Linked DNA regions of Homo sapiens: region 1 is linked to region 2. Evidence: chromatin contacts called from ENCODE Hi-C or POLR2A ChIA-PET data. All regions are on one chromosome and are shown on one strand. The core of a region is the stretch at or near the end of the contact, and the rest is flanking DNA. Distances in the headings are between cores, read along the strand shown.

The links. Hi-C counts contacts between places; a loop is a spot of excess contacts on that map. ChIA-PET counts read pairs that join two places held with the same protein, here RNA polymerase II (POLR2A). Pooled maps may share reads with other maps.
Region 1: a map of Caco-2 shows a loop between it and region 2 (2.1-fold over the local background). The contact joins two enhancer-like sites. A Hi-C loop is called at or near these places in 4 of 168 maps with a recorded cell type or tissue (Caco-2, PC-9, gastrocnemius medialis and 1 more) and 2 of 50 pooled maps. POLR2A ChIA-PET finds 5 or more read pairs at or near these places in 8 of 52 experiments (GM12878, HEK293, HepG2 and 5 more).

What each region holds. Positions count from the first base shown.
Region 1 is chr20:19,916,397-19,919,646 of GRCh38, reverse strand. The region is part of intron 3 of RIN2 (Ras and Rab interactor 2); the gene reads right to left. Among named protein-coding and RNA genes, the nearest start is that of NAA20, 99 kb to the left of the region's middle. Within about 2 kb of position 1,498, at least 10 of the 41 ENCODE cell types and tissues checked have a DNase peak (open chromatin) inside an H3K27ac peak, as active enhancers do.
Region 2 is chr20:19,879,019-19,882,451 of GRCh38, reverse strand. All of the region lies in intron 2 of RIN2 (Ras and Rab interactor 2), which reads right to left. Among named protein-coding and RNA genes, the nearest start is that of RIN2, 120 kb to the right of the region's middle. Within about 2 kb of position 1,916, at least 6 of the 41 ENCODE cell types and tissues checked have a DNase peak (open chromatin) inside an H3K27ac peak, as active enhancers do.

The DNA of each region.
Region 1 (3,250 bases), core at 249-2,748, 38 kb before region 2:
TATAGTAGAGACGGGGTTTCACCATGTTGGCCAGGCTGGTCTTGAACTCCTGAGCTCAAGTGATCTGCCCGCCTTGATCTCCCAAGGTACGGGGATTATGGTGTGAGCCACTGCACCTGGCCACAAATTTAAGATACTATTAATGATAACACACACTCTTATTTTATATAGTATCAAGAAAAAGAGCCCTGCCACTTTTATACACCATTGACTACAGGATATAAATGATTTCAGGGATAACATTTTGAAAATCTTATAACTGAAATGTGCTGACTTATGTCTTCATAGAGCTCAGGTTGAAGGGGCCTGCAGGTGTATAGGTCAAATATTAGTGACTTGTTTGGTTGCATTGTTAGTGACAAACATGCTGTGTGGGGACCAGCATCCTGGAATTTACAAAATAGAAACTGGCAGATGACCGGCAGGCCTTCCAGCATCCTGAGCTCTCCCTAAAACCCTCTCTGGATATAACCGGGACTCTCGCACGGCATCTGTCATCCCCCAGCTGGAAGGCTGACAAGAGCAGATTCCCACATGGCAAACAGTTGCTCCACCTCAGCTTCCTGGGGAAACACAAAGCCTGGAGCCCACTCCATGAGAAGTGAGAGCAACAATTCACTGCGGGGCCTTCCAGCCTCCCAGCCTTCAGAGAAACTCCATTGGAGAGTAGCTTGAGTAGATTTGCCGTGAATATCAACCTTGTTCTCCCACACATAGTTCAGCCACCAAAGGCTGTTCTTACAGCAAATATAACTATGCCAACTTCAATAAAGCACAAAATATTCCCTTGCAAAGGCATACTTGGGCTCTGCGTAACACATCTACCTAAGTGTCATCCCAGATGTCATTTTGTATTTTGTCTGATTTTTTTTTTTTTTTTAATTAAGGCCCAGACTCCGTAAAGTCAGATGCTAACTTCTGGAAGGTCTGTAAATTGCAAATGATGTTTGTCCAGTAGAAAAGAGAACCCCAGAGGTTTTAATTGTATTGCCTTTTATGTCTTTAGCCAGGTTTGTATTGGGTTGTACCTTTTGAAGTTGAGTTGTTTGAAGGTCAAAAAGTGGTTGAATGCTGACAATAGCAAGCTTATCTCTAACCTTCAAAGGTAGATATGCAAAAGTGGCTCATAGTAGATGACAAAGTTCGTTTAAGGTGTTATTCTTTTGCCCACTGAGTCTTTCCCAATCTTTGCCCCATTTGGAGCCAGCTTTAATGTCCTGTTGATCTCATTAATGAGTTAAATCAATCTTTGACACACACACACACACACACACACACACACACACACACACAATGTATTTGTATGAGAGTCACGTTTTTTCGTTTTTTGAAAATTATCCCTGAAGTTTACAGCTATCCATCTAAGCTATGGGACCTTGGCCTTGGGTGGGAGGTTGCTTAACCTTTCTGGCCTTTGGTTTCCTTAAGCTTAAAATAGACGAGCAGGTTTCCAGTGCCTCTTCTGGCTCTAACTTGGTGTCCCCCCAGCTGTCCCACTTTGCCTTTCCGGAATGCACTGGCGTGGGTGTCACAGTCACATTCACTTCCCTTTTACCATTTCTGGCTTCTTACCACTTGTCTTCACTGGGTTTTCTACAAGCACTAGAGAAAAAAGATGACTTGCTCTTTCTAGAAGACAATCTGAATGTGTATATCAACATTAAAGTATGAAAACTGTTGGATTCAGCATTTCTACTTCTAGGAATTGACCCAAAGAAATAATCAGATACATGTAAAAGAATGCTTTGGGCAATATCATTTATGATAGTGAACAGGGGAAAAAGTGCTAAATGTCAAACAGCTGTGGACTGGGTAAATAAAGTGTGTACCCCAATATGATGGAATGCTATTCCGCCTTTAAAAGGCGATTCCGCCTTTAAAACATATTTCTTGAGATGTACAGTATATATCGATATATTGTATGTCAATATATCAATATAGTGATATGTTATTAAGTGGAAATAAACAAGTTGTGAAAAGTATGTGTTCTCTGAGCTCACTTAAGTAATAGTTGTGGCTGCACTTATGTATGGATTTACATAATATAGTCGAATCACAGACAGAACAAAAATCTGAATGCATTAGTGTCAAGATGCTCACTGGCTTCATTCCCGAGTGGAGTGATTAGAGGTGGTACAATTTAGGTCTCTTTTCTTCTTTACACTTTTTAAATTTCACAGTAAAAATAACTATTATCATTTTAGGAAAAATAGAAGAAAAAGAATAATTTGATGGATGGAATTAACAGAGAGCCTGGAATTGGCAGCAGAGCAATCAGACAAGTTTCCTCTGGAGCTCCTGGGCTCAGCCATTTAGTACTCTGGACAGGTGCTTACATTTGCCATATGGAAGGCTGGCAACAGATCACTTGGTTGGTGCAATTCTTGGTAAAACAAAGGAAATAAGGCATTCGGTGGATGACCGTGGCACAGCTATTTAATTATGTTCCTCACTCCTGGGCCCTCTCCCTCCCTGAAGCTGGGGCTTTGCCATTTGGAGTCGTACCTTACCCACTCCGCCTGCCTTTTTTTTTTTTAAATTTTTTAAATATCTGCTTAATTACACAGCAGGGGCTGACTTCAATTGGAATGGAAGTCACTTTTCATTCTAAAACATTAGCTATGTGTCAGGTGGTTTTCACTTTTTCTCGTTGTAAACTCTGAGTTGTACTTTTCCTGCGCCCACTGCTTCTATGCCACTGTCTCCAGATGCCTATGAATTTCAAATGCACAGATGGAGCCAGGATCTGTATATCAAGCAGCATCTCCCCAAGTGGTTTCCACCCAACACAAGCAGTGTAGGATGTGAACAGGCACGATTTCAATACAAACACTACTGCTCGAACAACAGTGGAAGCACATTAAACATTCGATAAAATGAGGTCACTGAAGACTCCTCAGAACTTTTCAGATGCTGATGTCCAGGGTTGGTCTCCAGGGAGTGAATAAAGTATGCGGGGTTCCCCAAACCTACTGGCTTTAGGGCTTTCTGTTGATGATCATTTCTGGGGAGCAGTGGTCTGCAAAACTCTTTATTTTTTATTTTTTGGACAGGATCTCACTCTGTCGCCCAGGCTGGAGCTGGAGTGCAGCCTTGAGCTCCCAGGCTAAAGCGATCCTCTCAACTCAGCCTCCTGAGTAGCTGGAACCAGAGGTGTGTGCCACCACGCCCAGCTAATATTTTTATTTCTTGTACAGATGGAATCTCGCTAGTTTGTCCAGGATGGACTCAAACTCCTGGCCTCAGGCAA
Region 2 (3,433 bases), core at 667-3,166:
TGGCAGCTTTGGATTTTGTGTGTGGTATGACAGTTTTTTCATATAGCTATTCATTTAATTTTAATTTTATAGAAAATAGTTTTAGGGATGAATACTTTCCTTGTAAACTTTGTAAAAGAGACATGATTGATCAAAAAGATTTTTGTCTTCGTGAAACTTTACTGTTTAAGATTCCTGCTCTGTGAGGTGTTGGCTGTTTTCATTATTTCTATGAAGTTCCAAATTCCCTGGGTTACATTTGGAATGTCCGAATTTTGTAAGACTGATGCTTCCGTCACTTGTTCCATCATAACAAGTGTGACTGGGTGTAGTTAGTGACAGCTGTCATCAGGTTTTCTTCTACCAGTATCATTTTTCTCAGACCAAGTTTTTTTCACTTTCCAAAATTACAAGCAAGATAAAATTCATCAATTTATGTTTGGATCTATCACAAATTCTGTTGAGTGCATCTTCACCCATTTCATTCTGAAATGGCTACAATACCAGTGATTTTGTAATTCTTAGACAGTCAATAATGAAAGTAGAAGCAATTCCACAGAAACTCTAGGAATATTCTTTGGCCCAGCAATGGAGTATTGAAATTCTAAACACAATACTCTTTATTCTTACAATGTTTTTTGTTTTGTTTACTAACAGCCTATGTCATTAGTGGAGTAAAGAACATAAACAAAGTCCACAGGGTTACATGAAAATGTCCTGAGTCTATTAGCCAGGTGTGGTGGTGCATGCCTGTAATTCCAGCTGCTACTCAGGAGGCTAAAGAGGGAGGATCTCTTGAGTCCAGGAGATTGAGGCTGTGGTGAGCTCTGATTGCAGCACTGCACTCCAGACTGGGTGACTCTGTGAGGGGCTCTGTCTCTTTTAAAAAATAAATAAATAAAATACAATGTTTTGGGTCGAAATGTCATGACAACCAGTGCTATGAAGGAAAAAGAGAGGAACATCATCCCTATATAATAAATTAGCCTCTAGGATACATCTTGCCTGGAATCTCATGTACTAATTTGCTTCTTTTCCTTCATTTTGACCATGTATATGCTGATGTCTTTCCAAACTTTCCCCTTCACCATCAGGGTGTTTACCCTTCCCTTTAGTTAGTGATGCGCAGGGAAATGTTTAACAACTGGCTTTCTGGGAAATAAAAGCCCCGGGTTTTAGCATTTGCCTATTTTGTGGTGTAAATACTCCCATCATGGCTGGTTTCAAGCTACCAGTGTGACATCAACAGACTTGGAAAGTTCATGAAATTTTAACAATCAGCTCTAGTGAGCAGGGAGAACCAATTCCAGGTCACCACTATATTTAATTCACTAATTCTAAACCACAAGGTCTCTGAAGAGGTGGCTTTTATTTGATTCTTCATACACTTAAGTAATAAAAGATAGCAAAAGTAAGAAACTAGATCTCTAGACTGAAACCAGTGCTTTATCCATGAAACCACATTATTTGTCACTAGTAGGACACGAAATATTTCTGGCTCTCATCTTAACCAAGTAAAATGCTGCCATCGGGAATAGTTAAAGGAAGCCATATGTTCGGTCTGTTATTTTAGACTTAGTGGGTTCCATTTCTATGGAGGTTGAAGAGAGAAGAAGAAAAGATCTTCCTTTATGGAACCAGACATTAGAGATCTCATCTGCTTGTTCACAGTGGTGTCTTTAATACCTTACGTGCTGCCTGGTACGTATGTGCTCAGTAAATGTTTGCCGAATGAGTAAGTGCATAGGATTTTACAAGGAAGTCATCTAGGCTAAAGAGAAGGGTTTTTAAAGAATGACTTTCTCGGCTAGGTGCAGCAGCTCACATCTATAATCTCAGCATTTTGGGAGGCCAAGGCAGAAGGATCTCTTGAGCCCAGCAGCACAGCAAAACCTCATCTCTACAGAAAATTAGCTGGGCATGGTGGCATGTATCTGTGGTCCCAGCCACTCAGGAGGATGATGTGGAAGAATCGCTTGAGCCTGGAAGGTCAAGGCTGCATTAATCATGCAACTGCACTCCTGCTTGGGTAACAGAGTGAGACGCTGTCTCAGAAAAAAAAAAAAAAAAAAAAAAAAAAGAATGACTTCCTCTAAAGCATAAGATGATAGGAAGAGCCATGCTTATCTTTAAGAATTCCTAGGACAGATAAACGCCAGCAACACACATACCATGCTGTTGACCCACAAAACATGCTGGAAATTTTTTTTTTTTTTTTTTTTAAGACAGAGTCTCACTCTGTTGCCCAGGATGGAGTACAGTGGCATGATCTCGGCTCACTGCAATCTCCACCTTCCTGGTTCATCAATTGTCTTGCTGCCTCAGTTACCTGAGTAGCTGAGATCACAGGTGTGCACCACCATGCCCAGCTAATTTTTGTAATTTTGTTAGAGACAGAGTTTCACCATGTTGGCCAGGCTGGTCTTGAACTCCTGGCCTCAAGTGATCCGACCGCCTTGGCCTCCCAAAGTGCTGGGATGGCATGAGCCACTGCAACCGGTCTGGAAAAAAATACATATTTTTTGATACCACTTTGAAATACCAAAGAAATGAAAGAGTTTAGGGAGTCCATGTGTTCTCTCTGTGGTTGGATTTTTCTTACAGAGTTCTATGATCTGAAGATCTTTCCTCTCTCTATAGCATACAAACCTACTTTATTCTCTACAAGTCCACTAGCCAATCATGTTTCTCAGCCCTTTCATTTTTGCACAAATTGGAATTCTAGAGAAGTCTCCGGGTGTTTGTCCAAGTCAACACATCAGCATTGAAGATCACACAATGAAAAAAGTCCACGGAAACACGTGCTAAACTCCCAGTGAAATATATCGACCAGTGAAGCAAATTGACCACGCTGTGTGTTTGTGCATGTCTTTGCATCCATGTGTTGTAGGATTAGAGCCTTAAAATTTCCATGCTTTCTCTTAGGAAGTGGGCCGGAGAACAGATAGCCTCCTCTGAAGAATGTCTTCCTTGTAAGCCCACGGATTCCATGTGGACAGTCAGCGGAAGCACAGTGTCTAATATCAAAATAACAACATACCATGACACCTTCTAAACATAGTAAATGTGCCGATAACAGGTATTAATATTTAATACCATCACACAACCAGACTCCAGAAATTAGCAAGGGAAAAGCATAAAGAAAGTAACAGTTCTCCAAAATAACTTAGTATTTTGTGTGTCTATGAAAGAGTCATAAAAATCCATGTAATGCTCTCAGAGATATCTGTTGCCATCACCAGAAAGGTGGTTTTGGTGGCAGCAATTGTGCCTCAGAAGTTCAGGCATGTTTAAAAGTCTGTCTTGGCTGACCAATGGCATTCATGTCTTTTGTTAGGAGTGACAAGGACATAGGATATTTCACAAATCCAGTTTCCTATTATTCAGTTTTGCACTATTTGCAACTACCAAATAATTTCTGCTAGGCTCTGCAGGTTCTCTGAAGCTTAGGGTT